2 separate regions of the Homo sapiens genome follow, and region 2 is linked to region 1. A link is an interaction called in ENCODE POLR2A ChIA-PET data of the cell type or tissue named here. Cell type or tissue: CD4-positive, alpha-beta T cell. All regions are shown on one strand. Links, peaks and the distances in the headings refer to the core of each region. The heading gives the core; the rest is flanking DNA. Region 1 holds the start of LOC105374777 (a long non-coding RNA gene). Region 2 holds the start of LOC100507006 (a long non-coding RNA gene).

Evidence for each region. ChIA-PET counts read pairs that join two places held together with the same protein. Peaks named below come from ENCODE experiments on the same cell type or tissue, not always from the same donor. Only the 100,000 strongest peaks of a DNase experiment are listed, where the experiment ranks them.
Region 2: POLR2A ChIA-PET joins it to region 1 with 5 read pairs; 2 of 35 experiments call an interaction of 5 or more read pairs at or near these places.

Annotation. Positions count from the first base shown.
Region 1 is chr2:64,763,894-64,775,313 of GRCh38, forward strand. LOC105374777 (a long non-coding RNA gene) reads right to left here and starts at 4,304. Exons shown (of 6, transcript XR_940177.3): 1 at 4,153-4,304; 2 at 3,680-3,978; 3 at 2,371-2,406. RefSeq lists an enhancer at 3,744-4,589 and a silencer at 3,988-4,487. In CD4-positive, alpha-beta T cell, for the core only: CTCF peaks have their summits at 4,049 and 4,248; DNase peaks (open chromatin) are centred at 3,308, 4,018 and 4,398; H3K4me3 peaks cover 1,883 bases; H3K27ac peaks cover 1,774 bases.
Region 2 is chr2:64,220,682-64,232,101 of GRCh38, forward strand. It overlaps LOC100507006 (a long non-coding RNA gene), which reads left to right and starts at 7,720. Exons shown (of 5, transcript NR_120420.1): 1 at 7,720-7,841; 2 at 8,816-8,959. RefSeq lists enhancers at 6,876-7,585, 7,403-7,452, 7,586-8,294, 7,943-7,992. In CD4-positive, alpha-beta T cell, for the core only: no CTCF peak of the experiment used is centred there; no DNase peak of the experiment used is centred there.

The DNA of each region.
Region 1 (11,420 bases), core at 2,957-5,456:
TGCAGGAATGCACTAGAATATAGATACGCAGACATACATGGATACACAGCAGACCTAACCATGTGTGGCCAGGACTGGAAAAGCTTTCTGCTCTGGAAGTGTCTTCCTTGTAGCACAAACAGCAGGTACATGGCATGTTTTTCCAGCTTCAGGACAGCCACCCCTAACCAAATCTAGGATGTGGAAGGGGAGGAGTAGCTGCCAAGTATGTTATAAAGTCCTCTTCAGGTTATAGCATATCTGCAGGATCCTTAAGGACAAGTACGTTGTGATCTTGCCTTTCCCGTATCCCAACTGGGTAGACGTGCTACATGAGATACTTTCAGCAGCCTTACAAACGTTTCTTATTCTAATATACAGAATATGTTTTATTCTAATATATGAATATTGCATATTCATATATATTATATTAAATATATAATATATATATCGCTGACACCTAAAAGCCATGATTATTGCTTAGAGCAAAGCTAAACTGAAGTAGAGAGCAAAGGTAGCCTGAATTAAAGTTTTTAAAAGCTTTCAAAAAGGTCCCTATAAATAGTATAGCTGGTGCATAGAGAGAGTACAAATCACGAAAGTGGTCTACTTTGGTGGAAAGTTTGCACAGGAATTTTGTGGTTCTTAAGAAAGTGGAATATGGGCAGTGAGCAGCCCTACTCTATGACCCTAACCACAACTTGTGACCCAAGAGACTATTGTAAATCTCTCCTCATTCCAATAATAAATCTATTTTGAGCTCTTCTTATCTGCCAGGCTCTGGTAAAGTGCTCTGTGTACATTAGCTCATATACAGATACACTCAAAATATTTCCATTTATTCAAATATATCCCTCCTCCTCTTCTTCCTCTTTGTCTTCATCAAAATCTTCATCACAGGGCATTAGTGCTGGGTCCTCTGAAGGGAAACCGCCCTGGCACCATCAATCCTGCACCCTTTCCTATTGTACTGAAGAGTAACAACACTAACTTATACATAAACCTATGTAAGAAACACCTACAATGGAATTGAAAACAAATCATTTGGCTTATTTCTGGCATGACTCCTGTAGTGCACAACCCCTTTTCTATCTCAATGCCTGTGCTTTTTCACTTTTGTAACAGGCAGAAGGACTGTGTACACATTACCTCACTGGAATATTTTGGAATCTAACTACTTGATCTCTAGTACAGAAAGCCATTGTAGGAAATGTGAATTCTGATAAACAGATCTTTGTTTTAAGTTACACTCTGGTGTAACGTAAAATTGATGTTATAAATTTTTTACATAATTATTTTATAATGGATACTCAGTAGACCTTTAACTCTGCCGTTACTTCTATTCCTAACATGCCACAAGAATAGAGGAAAAAATATGAACAACAGAATGCTTTTTAAAATGCTGATAACACAGGTCTACCAAGCTTTGAGCAAATGATTTCTATGGTGATTCATAGATTAGGTCCAGCTAGGTTGAGAGTGCTGAGGAAGAACAGTACGGAGGTTCCTCAAAAAACTAAAAACAGAACGACCATCTGACCCAGCAATCCCACTACTAGATATATACCCAAAATAAAGGAAATCAGTATCTCAGTGAGATATTTGCACTCCCATGTTTATTGCAGCACTATTCACAATAGCCAAAATTTGGAAGCAAAGTGAATGTCCATTAACAGATGAATGGATAAAGAAAATGTGGTACATATACACAATGGAGAAGTATTCAGCCATAAAAAAGAATGAGATCCTGTCATTTTCAACAACATGGATGGGGCTGGAAGACATCATGTTAAGTGAAATAAACCAGACAAAGAAAGACAAACTTCACATGTTCTTACTCAATTGTGGGAGCTAAAAATTAAAACAATTGAACTCATGAAGATAGAGAGTAGAATGATGGTTACCAGAGGCTGGGAAAGGTAGTCGGGGATGGCAGAAGTGGGGATGGCTAATGGGTACAAAACTAGAGTTAGAATGAATAAGCTCTGGTATTTGATAGCACAACAGGGTGATTACAGTCAACAATAATTCACTGCACGTTTAAAAATAACTAAGAGTATAATTGGAATGTTTCTTTTAGTATAAACTAAAAGAAAGTTAAGTGTTTGAGGTATACGCTATTTACCCTGATGTGATAAGTATGTATTGTTTGCCTGTATCAAAATATTTCATGTACTCCATAAAATATACACCTACTATGTACCCATAAAAAATTTTTAAAAAGCATGCTAAGGATGAAAGATTAGCTTTGTTTGTTTCCCAGTAAACTTCTCTAAAATAATAATCCCAAAACAGAACTTCTACAAATATTGAGTGTCTACTATGTACCCTCAGGCCTCCACAGACAAGCAAAAGAAGAAACTGAAGATTTCCCTCCAAAGATTAACTCACCTGTAAATTAAAGAGAGATCTGCCTGCCATATGTGCCTAAATTTAGAAAAAAAATTAAGGGTATTTTTAGTTAAAAAATTTTTAATAGATGATACATACTCAATTCCAAGATACAAAAGGATAGATCATGGAAAATAATTTTCTCTCCCATCCTAGCCTCTCAGTTACCTCCCAGAAGGCAAACATTGTTACAGGTTTCATATATATAATTTGAATATATATACAAGTTCATATATACCATGTATACTTATTTTTCTAAAGTAAATCATAGTAGTTTATATTGTTTCTGCACCTTTCTTTTTTCACTTAACAATATCTTGGAGATACTTCCCTATCAGTACATAAAGGGATTGTTTTAATCTTCTTCAAGGCCACATAACAGTTCATTATATAGATGTACCATGATTGTGGGACATTAATATTGTTTCTAACCTTTTGCTAGTACACACATTGCAACAACCAATGACTTCACATGTAAGTACTGCATCTGTAGCATAAACTTCTAGAAATGAAATGACTGGATCCAAGGGTAAGTGCAGTTGCCAAATTGTCTTTCATGAGGGTCCTGCCATCAAATGGGTGTTTTATAATGAATGCACTGTTAACAATTGCTATTGTGGTTGTTGTTTAAGTACTCATACAGTGGTAGGGCACAGTACTCTCCTCAGCAAAACCATGTAATAATGCTGTTTTTACAGACACCCCCACTTCATAGACTAGTTGTTAGCAAGAACAGTACATTGTATGCTACTCTACTTGAATTTTGTGGTTATAGAATAATTGGCATGGTAACCAAGCCATGGTTTAGTTAGGCTTTAAAAAACAAACCTATATCTATGTATGTATATCCAATCCTTTTTCTTAATAAATCTAAAAGGCAGTCGACTCTGGAGTATGTGGAGTTTAGAAAGTGAAACTGACTAGAAACCAAGATGAAAGATAATCAGGCTTCCTCTTCAGTGCTGACTGCAGCAGACCAACCAAATTATAAGAAATAAATTACCGTTAAAAAAATTCCCCGTTTTAATTACTGCAAATGTTAACGTGACTAGGTAAGAACTATTTTTAATCACCTATAATTACACGGTTAGTGTACAGCTAAAAGCACGAAGTCAGTATCCAAAAGCCACAATTAAAAAAAACAACAACACTAAGACAAACTTTGCTTTTGTTTGAAATGTGCAATATTTTTCCTTTACATGCTCTCTCTTCCCGAATAAATGCTACGTTTAGAATTGCTAGGGTTCCGCAGATACAGAAAGCCAGCTAGAAACATCCCTTCCCTGAATTCGATGGGCTTACGTCTTACCCAGCTTGAGCAAATTCTTGGCGAATATTTCATGAACTCACAAGAGACGAATTTGACATATTTAGAAGGGATGTAAAATAAAGTAGTGTAGGTTTTAAAGCTTTAGAAAATTGGGGAATTCCTTGGGCCAGAGAGAGATCATTAGACCTGCAATTCATACTTGGAATTACAAAGGGATACACAAAATTGAATTCTTTCCGATCATTGTGTATTAGCATCTCCCATTCTAGGTAGGATTTTTCGTTCACGATGAAGGCAAGGAGAGGGAGGGCCAGCTAGGTCCGCGGTCGGAGGAGTGTCTATAAATAGAAGGTGAAGTGTTCTAATACCGACAGGGTGCGTCATAGCGTCCCTCCCCCGAGCCGAAAGCGCCCAGGCAGCCCGCGGGAGCCACTGCGCGGCACCGGGACGCCCGCCCGGCTTCCCGCTCCCCGCCCTGGCCCGCGCCCCTCTCCCTCCTAGGAGCTGGAGACCTGCAGGCAGGGGCAGGGGACCCGGTCCTCTGCAGAACCCGAGCTCAGGGTTGCGTTAGACCCACTCCGGGGCGCACGGTCTTCAGCGGAGGGACGGCGGGGTGCGAAGGACCGAGGCGCCCCTGCTCGGGTGGCAGCCGATCGCCGCCTCCCGCATCCCCCGGCTGCCTCCCCCGTCCGGTCCTACCCTCCTCCCTGCCCGCGAAGGGAGAACAATAACCCGAGCGCGCCTGGGAAGCGGAGACACTGGGAGGCGGGCAGACAATGCGAGGGAGTTGCGAGGGGGCAGCCCCAGCGCACCGCGCGTTCTCGCTGTGTCCCAGCCGCGCCCGAGGGCTTGGCCTGGGGCAAGCGGGCCGCGGGGGCGCAGTAAGAGGCTACGTGGAAGATAATTTAGGTCTCTTGAAATCTAAAATCTCACAGCGTCTGTTCAAGGCCGGGGAGAATTTCCTCCAGTCTAGATAGAACATCAGCAGTTGGTTAAAATACACACAGACATGTGTGTATTTGGGTCCTTTTCTATTTTGGATCTGAATCTCTAAAGTCACTTTTGGAATTTCCATAAGCCTGTCTTTTTGTAAACAGATTTTTCTGGGATTCCCCCACCCCGACTCCTGTCTTGCGCTGCTTGTTCTTCCAGCTTGACCCTGTCCAGGTATCCCTCCCTCTCTCCCTCCCTCCTTCTTTTCCTCCTTCCCTCTCTCCCTACACACATACATTTGCCCCAGTTTGCACCTTTTTTTTTTTTTTTTTTTTTTTTGGTGCTGCAATTCTTTCTCCCTTTTGATTGGCGCTTTCTTTGGGTTCTTCTGCCCTTTTCGAAGTGCTGGTTTTATTTCCATCCCTCTCATAATTTGTTTTCTCCAATTCATTTCCTCTTTTTTTTTTTTGTCACAAGTAACTGTATCTGCATGATTTTTTCTTCCTACTGCCATAAGTTCTGTTCCCTTAAGGGCTCAAGCGTTCCTGGGGTAGGGAGGGGACAAGAGAATTTCATTGCATTTTATCTGAGGGAAATAATGTGTTGTAGTTCCACTTTCAGGGAGTCGGGGATACTGGGATTTTATACTTACATATGGGTCAAACCGTCTTAGCTGAATAAATCACAAACCTCTGTAATATCTAGGGTGCTTGGGTGCTTGCTTACAATAAAAAAGGCATGCAGGAAAAGCGGCGGTGGGGGGGGAAGTATTTTCAAATTAGGTCTCTAAATAGGGATTTTACAACATCCGTTTATTATTATTATCATATTATTATTATTTAGAAATGGGATCTCACCATGTTGCTCAGGCCGGTCTCCAACACCTGGCCTTAAGGGAGCCTCCCAACTTGGCCTCCCAAAAGTGCTGGTATTACAGGTGTGAGCCAGCATGCCACCCTCCACTTATCTTAAAGTAAAATTTTGATTATATAGTATGTGAAAGAGACTGGCATCTTTCATTCACCCATGAAGTGCCATCTCCTTGGTCTCATTTTTTTGCATTTGTCCTCATCTGCGGAATGTCTGGCCACTTTGCTGTTTCCTCTGGGTGTGGTTTAGAGTACAAAGTACAACCCTTTATCAACCAAGCAAATCAGAAATAGCTCCTAGATGTGGGACGTGAGAAAAAAATCAGGCAAAAGAATGGTTAACATTTTAACAAAAAGCATGCTGTTTGTGGCTGAAATATTTGGAGGTAAGAAGGTGTGTGAGTGGTCCCAGGGTGAGGGGGCGAGGTAGGAGTGGGGGTTGTGCAATTATGATAAATATCTAGGAGGCAGTTCTCTTTGCCAGGGCTGACCCCCAGGTTGGGCGGGGCCTGGACATAGCACAGATCACGTTTCTCCGCAAGTGATACCAGATAGAAATGAATGTGGTGCAGCCATGACAGAAAAACCTACAACCAGTGGCAGCAATGACAACATGCAGAGATGAGGAAGAGTTGTCCAGCTGAGGAGAGAGAAGTGCAGGGTAACTGACAGGTTTGTCTTTGTGGGTACCAGCTCTGTATCAGGAGCCCTTCCTCCATCCTGCCACCTCTTCTGCCTGCCTAAGTTACCAAACCTGCTTTCTGCCAGCCAGGACCTAGATTGAAGGGGAATCAAGAACAAGCTATAGGTCATGAGCAATCCTAGCCCCACATGCCAGCCTCACACCCTTCAAAACATTGTAAAGATTTGAGCATCCAAAAGTCAGGTTCTAGCCAGCAGGGTTAAGACTCTAAAATAATAATCATATTGTATCAGTATTGAAATTTATTTTATGCTAGGTACTCTGCTATGTGCTTTAACACAGTATCTCATTTAATCTATGTGCTTTAATCTCAGTATCTCATTTAGCAACAAGAGGACTTTGAGATATATATTAATACTCTTATTTTACACATGAGAAAACCAAAGCAGAGAGGAGTGATTAAGGGTTTATTTGCCTTTGGTCACAAGGCTAATGAGTAGTAGACCAGGACTCAAACCGCTGTCTAGCTCCAAAGCCTGTAATATGAACCCCTCTGAACAAGGAGGAGATAAAGGCCATTCCCAACCACGAGGACCTGAAAACTCATCATCTAGTGAGGGACAGTTGCAGTAGCTCTCTCTTATTTATCACTTAGGGACCCAGGTCTGTGTTTACAGAGGTCTACAATTCTGCAAAGAGAGCACTATGACAATCACCTTTGTTCCTTTGGAACTTGATTCAGGTCCTTTTAAGGAGAATCTGTAAACCTGAAAGAGCAAGGATTTCTGAGAGGACCCTAAACTGTCCTAAGCTGTGCTATCAAGTTTGGGGAGCAAAGCCTTTATCTGCACAGAGCAGGAGAGTTGGCTCCTTCCAGCAGCAAGAGAGCAGATCCATTACCAGGAGCAGTCGCGGCAACAGCAGCTGTCAGCAGTGATGAGGCAGGCCCCGAGCAAGACGCTGCAGCTTGGGCAGCAGTGGCAAAAGATGAGGGTGGGGAGCAGTACAGTTGTAGTGGGAAGAGCCTTGATCAGAGACAGGTTGGCAACAGCCCCAGAGATGAGCCAACACTTAGGTCAGCAGACATTGGAGGAGTCCCAGACCCTACCGGATTGAGTGCAGGCAGCCACAGGCTGGAGGTGTTTGACTAGAAAAGAACAGTAGAACTGCAGTACTTAACAAGGACTCTGGAGCCAGCCTGCCTGCATTCACACCCTGCCTCCATCCCTTCCCCACTCTGTGACCTTAGACAAGTTCATTAACCTCTCTGTGCCTTAGTTTTCTTATCTGCAAAATGGAGATAATAATGCCACTAATACCTCCCTCATAGGGCTGCTGTAAGGGCTAAATGAGGGAAGGCTCACAACGGACCGTCTTGGGCACATTGTAAGTCCTCTCTCAGTGTAAGGTGTTCTTATGATAATTATTCAGCATGAACAGGCTGAGCCCCCTGGAACTGACAGGGTAGGAGGGCAACAGGGAGAGTCCCGCTTGGGGTGTCCATTCCCCCAGTAAGAAAATAAAGCAAAACCAGATAACAGACTGATGAGGTTGGAACTCCAACAAAATCCTGGGTAGAAGTTTAAGTGTAGCGTAAGACCCTAATTCCTCCCCACCACTCCACCCTAGCCCCTGCCTTTTCTGTGCTGAAGACCCTGAAATGCAAATTCCACAGAATGAACAGCAGTGTGGGTGAGTAAACCAAGCATTGGACTAAGTGCCAGAAGAGTTAAGTACAGGTTGTACCCTTGAGTAAGTCACTTAACTTCTTTGAGCTTAAATTTCCACGTTTGTAAAATGAATTAGGATGAACTCTGGGGTTGGGGTGGATCTTCCCATCATCCTTCCCTTCTTCCAGAAACTGTTTCTCTCCAGCCCCCAACTATTGGGATTACCATTTTCTTACATGACTCCATCCCCCTGGCCACAGTTGATTGGTCCATGAGTGGGCATCTGACACAAGCTGGGCCAATCAGAGGACTTCCCTGGGATTTTTTTTGTTTTGTTTTGAACTGGTACTGAGAAAAATCAGCACCTCTGTGGTGGTGAGTCTGTAAAAGTAGGTAGAGTGGGGCTCAGGACCATTTGGCAGCCCTATTTTCACCCTGTGAAGTCTAAGAAGCAAACATGCAGTGAAAAGCAGAGACAAGAGATAGGTCCCTCTGATGGCATTTGTATCAAGTGTTTCTGAGACCCACGTGTACCCTTGCCTTGCCTGCAGTTAAGTGGGACACTCAGATGTCCTTCCAATCGATTCACCCCTTTTGCCTAAGCTGGATCAAATTCGTTTTCTGTCACTTGCAAGATGCTGATTGATACAGACTAGTTTATTTCTAAGATACCTTTAACTCTAAATGTCTATGATTTATATAAAAAATTAATGAATGGTGTTCAAATAGAACTATGTCTCTGAATTGTGGGTATTCATGCGGAATAATCAAAGGTTTGTTAAAAAAACTCTCATTTAACTCACTTAAAAGGGTAGACTAGGTTAAAGATGATCTCTAGTCTTTTATTATATCTAAATGAAAGAAATAAATAGGTCAAGAGCTGGTGTTTTGGCGAACTGTGAGGAAATCAGCCATTAAGTTATAAAAATTGATTTCAAAACTGTTGACGTGGTGACCTGGTTTTGAAATTGAATTCATTTTTTCCTGTGACCAGTATAACACAAGAGGAGATTAGTAACTTTGGCTTGATGAAGAACAATAATTTAGAAAGGCTGGGTCACAATGTGGGTATTTTGACCTAAGTTACCTACATTGACTGTCTACACTACATAATCAGTAATGAGTGAGTGAAATCTCTCTTTTGGTTTAAACAGATAATGTAAATAACTAGCTAAGTCTCCCACTTCTGGTTTCTACTCTAATCGATCCACCTGTCTGTGTGTTATTAAAAATAACTTACATTTTAGCTTTTGGTAAATAATCTTTATTTAGGCTTCTTGAGCATTTATGGATTTCAATATGTAAAATTTTACATTTTTCCCATGGTAAAATAACTCAGTTATCTGATAACAATAAATCTTTCTATTTCACTTTTAAAAATATCCTAAAAATGAGCCCCCAAAACCTTTCTATTTCTAATGACCTCTTCTCAATATTAAATTTGAAATGTATGCACATGTGTCTATACTTACATCTGTAATTGTGTCTCAATATTCTCATCCTACTATAGTAAATTCTTGGTAATTAGTGGTAGTGGGGGATGGTACTTTCATAGATAATGTTAATTGAAATCCATAGAAAATTATGAGTTCTCATTTTTGCTGTTATTGTGATTTTAATCTCCTCCCCAGGGGGGAAAAAACTTTAAACCAGAGTTGACATGTGTAGTAGAAAAATTAGCTATTTTGGGTTTCACCCACTCTTGGCCCACTTTTCTTAGTGGATGACCTCCCAAGATGTAAAACTGTAGGTAAGTTAGAAGTGGGAAGAGGCAGAGGAGGCTGGAGATTGTATATACCATTACTGAAATGTTAATACATTTGAATAACAAAATATTGGTGATGTGGGCTAAACCCAGGATATAGTGGCACCTGTTTACTAGCCTCAGACTCCCAAGATTCTCATCTGGAGCAGCGCAAAAACCCAGCTCTCCACATCATCCTTACTTACAAGTCGGAGCCCATGTAGCTGTAACTACTTTCGCTTTCTTTCCGCTTAATAAGTCTTGTATAATCCTTCCAGTCTGGGAATTCCTAATCAGCAGTCAGCTGTTCTCAGTAGCCTAAACTATATATAATACAACAACCCTTTCCACCTCTACTTTGCCCCTCGCCCTTCTCCACCTTGAACTGCTCAGGGACCTTCTCACTCTGTTCTGATGTCCATCATGTCTTGGCCGCAGAGCATCTTGCTCAGTTGACTATTTCTTGCTTTATGTTTTGGTACCACTTCATTACAGAGGATCACTGGAGGACAGGTTTTCTAGGAGACAGCCCGTGGGCGGGGCCTGAGCAGGGAGCTCTTCCGGATTCGTGGCTGATCTTGGCTTTTAATCTTCTTTTGCTCTGATTACTGTGTATGGCCACGGGTGTCAACCATTTGTGCCTGTCCTTGGTACAGTTCCTGTTTTTGCCCAGGACACTTTGGATCATTCTCAGTACCCTTTTTCCACCCTTTTCTACGCACACAGCTAGAAATACCCAGCTCTACCTTGCAGATAGAAATACAGGCATACCTCAGAGATATAGCAGGTCTAATTCCAGACCACTGCAATAAAGCGAGTCATCCTAATTTATTTTGGTTTCCCAGTGCATATAAAAGTTATATTTACACTATGCTTGGTCTATTAAGAGTGCAATAGCATACGTCTAAAAAACAATGTGCATACCGTAATTTAAAAATACTTTATTGCTTAAAAAAATGCTATGATCACCTGCACCTTCATTGAATCACAAACTTTTTTGCTGGTGGAGGATCCTGACTTGATATTGATGGCTGCTGACTGATCAGGGTGGTGACTGCTGAAGGTTGGGATGATTGTGGCAATTTCTTAAAATAAGACAACAATGAGTTTGCTACATTGATTGACTCTCCCTTTCAGGGAAGATTTCTCGATAGCAAGCAATGCTGTTTGAGAGCATTTGCCCACAGTAGAACTTCTTTCAAAATTGCAGCCAATTGTCTCAAACCCTGCCACTGCTTTATCAACTAAGTTGATGTAATATTCTAAATCCTTTGTTATCATTTCAACAATGTTCACAGAATCTTCACCAGGAGTAGATTCTATCTCAAGAAACCACTTTCTTTGCTTATCTGTAAGAAGCATTCATTCAAGTTTTATCATGAGATTTTGGCAATTCAGTCACACCTTCAGGCTCCACTTCTAATTCCAGTTCTCTTGCTATTTACATCACCTCTGCAGTTACTTCCTCCACTGAAGTCTTGAACTTCTCGAAGTCAGCCATGAAGATTGAAATCATCTTCTTTGAAACTCCTGTTAATGTTGATATTTTGGGCTCCTCCCATGTATCATGAATGTTCTTAATATCATCTTGAATGGCTAATCCTTTCCAGAAGGTTTTCAATTTTCATTGCTCAGATCCATCAGAGGAATCACTATCTATGACAGCTATAACCTTATGAAGTGTATTTTTTTTAATATTAAGACTTGAAAGTCAGGCCAGGCGTGGTGGCTCATGACTATAATCCCAGCCTTTAGGAGGCTGAAGCAGGAGGATTACTTGAGCCTAGGAATTTGAGACCATCCTGGGCAACACAGGGAGACCCTGTCTCTACAAAAAAAATTAAAACTTAGAGCAACATAGTGACGCATGCCTGTGGTCCCAGCTACTCAGGAAGCTGAGGTGGGAGGATGGCTTAGGCCT
Region 2 (11,420 bases), core at 3,079-5,578, 540 kb before region 1:
CACTACTAATGGACGGCACACAATATCCCAAGCATTGTGCTAGATGGAAAGCCACACAGATTAATAAGGGTGCAGCTCTAAAGAAGCAAACAGTGTAGCAATAGTGATGAAGCATGCCAAGCAGCTAGACTGTAAGGTAGAAAGAGTCCTGTGGTGTACTAGAAGATCACATAACTTGCTATAAGAACACAGAGAACACAGAGGAAGCAAAGAGAAGTCTAGTTTGTAGGCTCTGGGAAGGTTCCATAGACAGCTAGGAAGAATAAACAAGATTTTAACCAGTGGAGATGTGTGAGGGAAGCATGCAGACAGTGGAAGCCCCATGAACAAATTCCATCTACAAAGGGACATATAGATGCTTCCAGTGGTTTCTCTCATCCTTTATCAGTTATGTGGCAGTCTCTTATGACATAACCAGTAGAATAGTTATGGCATGTTTTTTAGAGTTTGCATTGAAGGACAGGGTTTCATTGAACAATGCTGCTGGCAGTATTTTAAAAGAAAGATTAAAGTGTCACACTGCATGTGACTCTGTCTATCTAATTCTGCATACAAAGCAGATGGCTGTTAAATGTTTGTTCCATCCCTGGTATTGTTTGCCTTGTAAATGCTAAAGAGAGCTGAAACCGAGAATTCTACCACAGTAAAGGAATTTTTTTGCCTATAATTTGTTTATAACATATTCTGGGCTAACAGGCAAGCTCTCTGCTCCCTGGGGCTATGCTGTAAGTGCACACACATTCCGGAATGATCAGCCTTTTCCTCGCTGATGCTAAGAGCCCCAAAATCAATACATACAATCATTTATCACTGACAGATTAGCAATTTCTATTGATTTCTTCTGAAATGGGAATTTGCACACTCCACGGAGCTTTATTCTTTTAATAAGCAACTAGGCAATCAGTTGTAATTTCAGGTTTTGAAATGCTTTGGCAACAGTTTTTATGAAACACACAGAAGAAAAACAAGAAGGGGCCCTGGATAGTTTCAAAGTCTTGCGAAGATGTACAGAAGCGAATTTCGATTGCCTGCCTGTGCCAACAGTGTACCTCTGTCCCCTGAAGCAGATGCTCTGTCCTTTGCCATGAATCTAAGGACTACTGTTAATTTGCAAACTTCCAAAGTCTGGTGGGCTTCTTGTCTTTCTTCCCTTTCTAAAAACCATTGTCAACCTGGGATACAATCTTAGGCTGTACATCTTCAGAGACTAGCAGGCAGCAGTGTTTGGAGGATCCACTTTTAAGCAGGCTTAACCTAGCGCTTTTCAAACTCTCCTGGGGAGCCCCTTAAAATGTGGATTCTGATTCTGGGGTGGGGTCTCAGATTTTACATTTTCAACAGGCTCCCAGGTGCTACCTGTGGCAGGACTTTAAACTCTTTTCCCTGACAGAATTCCTCTTCAAGGTAGAAAGGACAGGTGTGAGACAAGGGCAGAGTGCTAGGCACTCAAAGGCCACTTGATGACACAGAGCCCTGAACAAATGTCCCACAAACACCAGCAATAGAACCAAAAAGGAGAGTCTGAGCTCTTCACTGATAAAGCTTGTTCATTTTTATGTGTATCTCTGAGGCAGTACGTGAATGGGATAATAGAAGAAGGGAAAGAAAATCAATCATTCATTCCTCTGTTCTGTACATTTGAATCCCCTACTCCATACCAGGCATTTTAGGTGCAGGAAATGTAAAATATAGTAAAAGTGGTATAGAAAAGTCTATTTTGGAAATGCAGATACTGAAAGCATTCCCCTCAACCTTTTTCTTTTGGTCAGGAAACTTACTCCAAGACACCCTACACACAAGGAATCCAGCCGTTCAGCATTCCCAGCAGAACAACATTATCTATCATTGTTCTTTGTGTTCAGAGATATTCTGGCAAAGATGTTACTATTCCTGTGTGTGAGTTTGGCAGAAAGCCCTAAGATGTGACCTAATTTCCAAATAGCTTGTCCTTCTGGTTAGCTGTTATTAGTAAAACCTGCTGTAGTTTATGACTCTACCTTATAGACTTCGGGAAAATCATCAGGAAAGCAATGGAGATTTCCCACCTGAATTAGCTTGTGTTAACTAGCTAATCTTTTTAGAATAGTAGCTTCTGCCCATAATTTAAAGAAACGATGTAGAAACCAATGCATTATCTTTTCTTTCTGGGAGAAGAGCTCTTAAAAGCCTGGAAGTGGAAGATCATTAGGTAATGTGTTGTTAGCTCAAGAAGAGCACATTGTGGTATACTTATAGTCATACTGTCCAGTGGGGAGAATGTTTATGTATGGACCTGTCTTATCATCCCTTCTACCCTGAGTGGATCTTGAAAGTTAAATTATAACATTGCATTATGCATAAAGGAGAAGGATGCTTTACAGAAAAGACATTTACCAAGCTCTTGAGGGACCATTGTGTGCTGATCAATGACAGATGGTGTTCAGCTTTCACAATGTAGGAGTGCTAAAGGATGTGGGGTCACAGAAAAGCCGTGGAAAATCCTAGAGTAAAATATGGTGCAAGTTGTTGTCAGTCTGGCACAAGAAGAGGAGGTACCGAGGAAATTGTACCAAACACCAAGAGAGGAAAGGAAACTGAAATGAAAAATGATAGTACTTCAATTTCTGAAAAACAGGCCTGCCCCTAATTTAGCTATGAGATGTTGGGTAAGTTACCAATGTCTCTGGGCCTTGCTCTACTAGTACAACAGAGGAGAGAGAAATTCTAGAAGATTTTCAACTCCCCTCCTGCTCTGTAACTCTGGTTCGCTATGTGCTAAATGCACCTTGAAATAAACACTTCCTTTGTGTGTGTGTGTTGCGCGGTGGAATCCTCACTTTACAGAAGAGGAAACTAAGGTTCAGAGAGCTTAGGAACCCAGGCCAAGCTTACACAGCTATTAGGAGGCAGAGCTAGAACTTGAGCCCAGACAACCTGACACCATAGATAATGCTTTTAAGCTTTATGTTGCCTTTATATGTCTAAGACTTTTATGGGTAAAGAAGGAAGGAATATTTTGTAACTTTCTTAGAAAATCAATTGTCAGGAGATCTCTTAAAAAATTTGTTACATACCTTCTTTTAGAATTCTTGACATTGGGCCGGGTGCGGTGACTCACACCTGTAATCCTAGCACTTTGGAGGCCAAGGCAGGTGGATCACTTGAGGTTGGGAGTCCGAGACCAGCCTGGCCAACATGGTGAAACCCTGTCTCTACAAAAAATACAAAAATTAGTTGGGCATGGTGGCGAGCACCTGTAATCCCAGCTACTCGGGAGGCTGAGGCAGGAGAACTGCTTGAACCAGGGAGGCAGAGGTAGTAGTGAGTTGAGATCACACCACTGCACTCCCAGCCTGGGTGACAGAGTGAGACTCGGTCTCAAAAAAAAAAAAAAAAAAAAGAAAGAATTCTTGACATATTGGAGAGTGGAGTTTGATCTGAATAAAGGAAGCTGTTGTAACTGACATAATAATTTAAGGTCCAAGAATTTAAGACATGAGATGAGAAGCACATACTTTCCTCCTGCCTTACTCAGCTCAATTAGTTGCAGGTGCTGATACATTTACTTTTCAGGTTTTTGTCTGGCCAGTTGAGCCCACTATGTTCAGGCCGGGCTGCCGAAAAGTAGCTGCACAAGTGATGGCTAGTGACAACTAGAATTCATGTTCCTGTCTCCTAAACTTGAGATCCTGGGAGTCTAGGGAAACGCTGGGCTGCAAATGGCAGCTTCTCCACATCCTCATCCAACAGTCTCCCATGCCCATATGATGAGGTTCTGGCAGAGTTTCCTGGTTTGACAGACATTCCTCCTGAAACTGAATTCTTTATTAAACACCATCCTGCCTGGCTGGGGCTATGATACCTCTCAGCCCTCGGAGGCAGTGTGTTAAAGGGCAGTTGGGGAGTGCCAACTTCATCATTTTTGCATATCTGTATACCACTTGTACATACTGTTATTTACTTATATTTGTCTTTAAATGGACTCACTTTTGAAATTAAATACCTTAATTTTTTAAAGAAAATGTCAAGTTTTATAGTTAATAAGTTTTGTATCTAGGTCTGTGATTCATGTTAATTTTCTAAATGGTGAGAAGTAAGGATTCAATTTTGTTTTTGCATACTGATATCCAATTATTCCTGCACTATTTATCAAAAAGACTATCTTTTCTTCACTGAATTGTCTTTGCACCTTCTTCCCTCTCTTTGGGAGTTAAATTGGAATTTTTGTTCTTCTTAATTGTTAGCTAGGGAGCCAAAATATGAGCTGCCATCCACCTGTCTTCAACCAGGACTCCTTCCAGGAGTACCTCCTGCTGCCCACCCATTAGTTTGAAATCTAAGTTTGCTAATACCTTTGAACATTGTAATTTAGTCTCTTATTGGCTTCTCTTTGGCCACTCTGCTTACTAATAAAAATCCTCCCTTTTCTTGAGAGTTTATAAGTACTCTGGCACTATCTCTGCCAATTCCTCACATTCTCTCCTTTTCTACCAACCTGCCTGTGATGCCCCAAAAGTTAAAACTTACAAAATAAGTTTGAAATTTTATAAGGGGTGGAATAGGGTAGCAAAAGGTTTGAATTTTTGTGGAGGAGAAAGCAACGTCATTAATTATTGGCATGTCACAAATGAGATTCACTATTTAAGGGCTCCTGTGGCCAATATGTTATTTCCGCCATAAGATTCCTGTTTTGGAGTAGCCATGTATATACTGTCACACATATATGTACATATACAGACATAAACACACAAACATACACAGATACCTGGAAATATTTTGTGCTTAACGATGACTTTCCTTCTAGTTAATTTACAGATGTATTTTGTAGACCTGCTATAGGGGGCAAAATTTTAAGTTATAGGATCTTAGAGACACTAAGGGATCATCTGGGTTGGATAGGTTGTCAACTCTGATAAATTGGTGGGGATGGCTTGGAGCATTGTATTGAAAAGGATTGCTAGGCTGAGTTTAGCTCAGCAGGGAAGACAGCTGTCATTGATTAGTCATAGACTCCCATTGCTGGGGGTGGTGGCATGTATATGGTGTATGACTAACTCTAAGACTAGGCCACTCTTTTCCAATGCCATAATCTCTTCTACACTTTTCTTGACAGCTGAATTCTACTCATTGTAGGAATTCTTTCAGTAATTGTGAGCTTACTATTTTTCAGGAATGCTCATTGCTACGTTGAACAGCTCTTCTACATGTTCAAGTCTAAAATCTATCTCACAGCAACGTCTAATCATGTCTCCTAATTCTACCGTTTAGAGCCATACAAACCCATTTTATACCTATTCTACATCACAGCTCTTCAATTATCAGAAGACAGCCATTTTGTAACCTCTTCTAGATAAAAACCACCATTTCTTTCAATTATTTCTCAGATATTGTGGTTCCTGGGTCTTACATCATCCTGGATGTTATTTAATTTTTCCTTGCTCCCTTTCAGGTGTGCTACCCAAAAGGGGGCAGAGAATTTCAGATAGGATCTGACCAAGTAAAATTAATTGGGACTCTTTACTATTGGCTTCCATGTACTAATATTAATAAGCTTCAGTCTGCACCTGAAACATGTTACTTTGTTATTTCATATTGAGCTTTTGATAAATTAAAAAATTCTTTCTATATGAACTATTTGATTCAGCTCTTCTCTTTCCTCAGTTTATGTTTGTATTTGTACCTTTTGAACTGCATCTTAATAATGATTGCCCTTTCTTGAGTACCTATGAGTACCTATGTATTTTCTTTAATATCTATGAAGTAAATATTCTATTCTCATTTTGCAGTTGTGACAACTGAGATTCAGAGATGTCCAATCTACTCACATAAATAGTAAGTTGCAGAGCCTGGAATCAAACCCAGTTCCTTCTGGCTCTAAAGTCTATTCTCTTTTGGCTACTGATATGGTGTAGGATCTGTGTCTCCACCCAGATCTCATGTTGAATTGTAATCCCTAATGTTGGACGTGGAGCCTCGTGGGAGGTGGTTGGATCATGGAGGTGGATTTCTCATGAATGGTTTAGCACCATCTCCTTCGTGCTATTCTCCTGATAGAGTTCTCATGAGGTCTGGGTGTTTAAAAGTGTGTAGCACCTCCCTCTCGCCTTCCTCTTGCTCTGGTTATGTAAGATGTTGCTCCCCCTTTGCCTTCCACTAGGATTGTAAACTTTCCAAGGCCTCCTCAGGAGCAGATGCCACTATGGACAGCTTGCGGAACCATGAGCCAATTAAACCTCCTTTCTTATAAATTACCCAGTCTCAGGTATTTCTTTACAGCAATGCAAGAATGGACTAATATAGCAACCAGATACTCAATTTAGCAATTCTGAATACTGAGTCCATTATAGAAAAAAAAGAAAAGGTTGGGGGACATAGGTCATCCTTTTGTCAATATGTTCGTTGTTTTTGGGATTGTGATGAAGTCAAGCATTTTGTTTTTTAAAAATAAATAAAAAGGAAATACAGTTTGGCTTGACTAGTTCTGGTGAACTCTTACTGGTTCTTAGGAGTCACCTTTCTAAAGTGCTCACTAGCTGCTTGCTTAACTATTCAATCTAGAACTTTGCTGGGGATTGATGGCAAATGTGTCTGTCTATAATTGCTAGAATCCAAGTTTATGGGGATATTTGTTTATGTCCTTTGTCTGATCCTCGTCCTATTTCCCATAAGATCCCGTGGGCTGCTCGCAGTGGTTCTACCCTCATATCTGCATGTTTGTTCAGTTCTCCATTATGGAAGTGGGGTGGGGGAGGGGTTTGCCTTCATTTAAGGTAAGCTAAATGCTTTCACAATATATTCCTGTTTATTCTTTGGTTTCCTCCCAATGTTATTTCTTCCATTTCCAATTTGTAGGTAAAAAGCATTAAGCCTCTCTCTTAATGGAGGGATTAATGGAATAGAGGCACTCAATAAAGCTCCAGTAATTTCTGTTAAGTGGATTCTAAAGTAAACACTTTTATGGCCCCAACAACAACAAAAGACAGTGAATCCACTTACTCAAAAGCCCACCTAGTATTATATATAAGTCAGTGAAATGCATTTGGGAACTATCTACTCTTTCAGATGATCTGTGCTGGGAAATCTCTCCATTAATAAAAATAATAGCCAAACTTGAGTGCTAATAAATAGGGTTAATACTTAGTGTCTCAACTAGACCTAAGAGTATATCCATTTTAAAAGTTTTGTTTTTTTTTTTTTAAGTTTCTAGCCCATGACAGACTGACGTATCTAAAAATCATAGATTAGGTAAAGAATGTGTGCAAATTAAAATCCATGCACAGAAACCTATGTGAGAAGAAGGAGCGTTGTCATCGCAGACGTTTAACTGGGTAAGAGTTATGAAGTAAGCACTTAAAATCCAGCTAAAAGCCTACTCTCGGTTGTTTTCATGCTCCCCAGTGCTAGAAAGAGAGCCTGTCTGCGAAACACCAGTAATTGCACGTTGTCTGTGTGAAAGGACATTGAAAGACTCGATAAATTACAAGGAGGGAGGGAGCTAGCTCTCATTGCAAACTTGACCTAGCCTAGATTAGCAACCCGGGATTTGACTTTCCATGTGACCCTTCCTCTTTGTAGTCTTCAAAAGCAAGCCCGTACAAAGCCCGGCTCCTTCCTTCCTTCTAACTCCCTATCAGGAAGCTCCTTCGCCCCTCAAATCCCTTCAGGGGCTTTGAAATCCTGGGCTCCCGAGCCCAAGCTGGGCATGAATATTCATCGGGGGCGTGGCCCCGCCAGCGCGCAGGGCTCCAAGCAGCTGCGACTAGCGGAAAGCGCGCGCCAGCTGCACGCAGGGAAACAGTTCTCATTTTGTGTGCTCGGCTGACTGCACGTCCAGCCTCGGGCCAGCTCGAGACGGCCACATTGTGAGTCTGTGGGAGGGGTTCTACCGAGACGAATGGACTTTTCTGAGGCAGGGCCCAGGAGCTGTAATTCGAGGGGCCTCAGATCTCCCTGCCACCCACCTGCCAGGGCAAGTGAAATTCCACTGAGAAAAAATCAGGCGTATCTATTCTCTTCCAGGAGTTTGTCTCCCTTTTAAGAAACAAATGTCCCTTGTGTGAATGATTGGAGGCTTTTTATCCTCTGGTGGCGCCTCCTTCTTTGCAATTATCTACAATGGAGACTGTTTCTTCTCCCTTCTTAGTGATTACAACTGCTACTTGCATTCTTTTTTTACTTTCAAGATCATGAAGGCATGTTGTCTCTATCTTTCCTCTCCTTCATCCTTTACTTAGTAGTACCGATAGCACTTTTAACTTACGTCTAGTTAAAAGCCAGACATCCTGGATTCAGATTCTAGCTTGACCACTTATAAGCGCCATGAATGTGGCAAGTTAGCCTTTTTTGCATCTGTTTCTTTATCTGCATAAAGCAATAACAATACCACCTACCTCATGGTTTTTTTCCTGAGAATAAATAATTATATACAGTCATGCATTGCTTAAGATCAGAGAAATGTGTCACTGGGCGATCATGAGTTTGTGTGAACATCATAGTGTGTACTTACACAGACTCAGATGGTGTAGCCTTCTACACACCTTGGATATATGGTATAGCCTATTCCTGCTAGGCTACAAACTCGTGCAGCATGTTATGGTACTGAATACTGCAGGCAATTGTAGCACACTGGTAAGTATTTATGTATCTAAACACATCTAAACATAGAAAAAGTACACAGTAAAAATACAGTATTATACTCTTATGGGACCACAATAGTATATTGACTGAAATATTGTTATACAGCACATGACCTTATAAAACATGTTTGAATAGCGCTTGGCATATAGTAACCATTTAGTACATACTAGTTATTAATGTTATTATTTTGATTGGATAGGCCTGGTTGAAGATGGCTGAGCGTAAAACAGAATGCAAGTCAGCTGGAGCACGTACTACTGGAGGCAGAGCCCCATGAGAAGGGGCCAAGAACCCGCACCCATCAAAATCAAGAAGAAAGGCTGAACCCGGAGAGAAAAGGGAGGTGAGCCTGCGGAGGGAGATGGGATGCAGCGGAGGGAATTGGGGTGCAGCGGAGGGAATTGGGGTGCAGCGGAGGGAATTGGGGTGCAGCGGAGGGAATTGGGATGCAGCTGAGAGGGGAGCGCCAGTGGGGAGGTTTTGGGAGCCAAGCCATTAGAGGAAGGATCACACAATGTCCAGAGGTAATGAACACAGAACTTTTTAGTTTGTTTTTAGGTCAGAGTCTCATATCCTGGTCTGCACTCGATGGATTCTTAAAGCAATTGGAACCTCAGGCTGGTCCTGGAGCAAGAGCTGGTCCTTTACTTGGGGCTCTCAGGTTGAGAAGTTTGAGCTCTAGGATTCTCCACTGACCACCTCTCCCTGTCTTTGCTCACTTCCCATCTTTAAACTCCCATTGAACTGGCATGCTATTCTTAGCATGGCACTCAGGCTCTTGACTCCACCCAGTCCTTCTAGTTATATTGGCCATGGTACCTACGTTCTTGTGTCTCCTAGCACTGTCTACCTACCCTCTCTCCACAACACATATTACACCCCCAATCCAACCCATAATTCCCATTGGTTTCCAGGTATGCCAGTCTTCTTACGGTTTCCTAAACATGTCATAGTAGGGAAAATGCTACATGTTCACTACCTCATTTCACCTTCCTAGGCAGATGAGAAGACATCTCCCAGTTTCTTTTTGCAGCTAGGTTGGGACACTGACCAAATTTTTGACAACAAAAAAGTGAGTGGAGGGATATGGCATTCTGGTTCAGGAAGACTAAGAGGGGGTCTGAGTTCTTCATGCTTATTCTCTTTTGTCCATATGCTAGGATGTGCAAAACTCTAACTCAGTGGGTTGTAAAATGGAAGCAGGCTGGGTCCTGAATTTCTGTTGCAGGAAAGCTGACCAATTGGCATAAGACATATATATATATTTTTTTAATGAGCAAAAGCCACTGAGATTATGGGGTTTTATTTGTTACCTCAGCCTGTCCTATTCTATCCTAACAGCACACATACCATGCTTTTTCTTATTTTGGCATCTCTATAGTTACATTATGTCACTTGGAATGCCTCCCTGCATTCCTACCCTGCAGCAAATTGCTACTATCCTTGGATTCTCCTCTGTGATCTTATAGCACCATGCTCAGGTTTCTGGCCTGAGTGATTAGATGAATCTTGGCACCAGTAAGGAAAAAGAAAGGGAGGAAGAGGTGTACATTTGGCAGAGAGAAAGAACTCTGTATGTGCACTATGTGTTTGAGAATGGGACATCCAGGGATATATGGATCTGAAGCTCAAGAGAGAGGTCTGAGCTAGAGATAGGTAGAGGGTTGAGAGTCATGAGCATAGGGGAAGAAGTGGGCAAGATTACCCAGCGAAAGTATGTAAATTAAGATAAGAGAGTGGAAGATGGAAAGGTGAATCTTAGTGGAACACCATCCTTTAAAGGAAGGCAGAAGAAGCAGAGCCCTTATAAATTTCACAGAGTCCCCCTAAGGACATTCAGAATTGAGCGTGAAACCTGGGAAAGCAGAACTAGTTTATTGATCAACATTTACAAATGTGAAACTTAATTTTGAGGAAAACAGGGTATACTGCAATTGAAGCTGTTGAGTAGACCCAAAAATGCCTTTGAAGGTGGAATTGCTCACCTTTGTTACTGAGAAAACTCCCGGGCAAAAGTTTAGTTTTGATCATGTTAAAGGTAAATTAAAAGCTGACCTTGGCTTTTATATTCCTGGCTTTCCTCAACCTGAAGTCTTCTGACTTCTCTGAACCTAAAGGAATGAGAAAGTTGCAAGGATTTGTAACCGGCTATTGGAATTAATTGTGCTCACTAGCCTATATTTTGTTTTGCTTTTTTCTCCATGTGTTTGCTTTTTGGATGTAATTCTTAAATTGTCTAAATGGTCACCTTTTGTTGTTGTTATTCTTTAAATGGTACCTGGACAGCTATGATGGGTCAAGAGAGAGAATTGCTTTATACTACAAGGCTATCAGAAGATCACTGAGGTTGTAGTGAGCCGATATCGCTCCACTGCACTCCAGCCTGGGCGACAGTGAGACTGTCGTGAGGAAGGGAATGTGATAATCCAAGAGAGAGATGACAATGGATTGGAACACAGTGGCAGCAGTGGAGGTAGTGAGAAGTGGTTGGATGCAGGATATATTTTGAAGAGGAAGCCAATAAGATTCGGATGTGAGAAAAGAAAAAAAAGTAAGAGGAGTCCAGAAGGACTCTAAAGGTTTTGAATAGAGTCACCATCGACTGAGAGAGTGCAGACTGGGAGTGGAGCTGGCTTCAAAGGGAAGAACAGAAGTCCAAGTTTGGACTTGTTAAGTTTGATACATGAAGCAGGCATCTGGATAAAGGTCTGGAGTTCAAACGGGCGTGGTGGCTCACACTTGTAATCCCAGCACTTTGGGAGGCCGAGGCAGGCAGATCACTTGAGGCCAGGAGTTCGAGACCA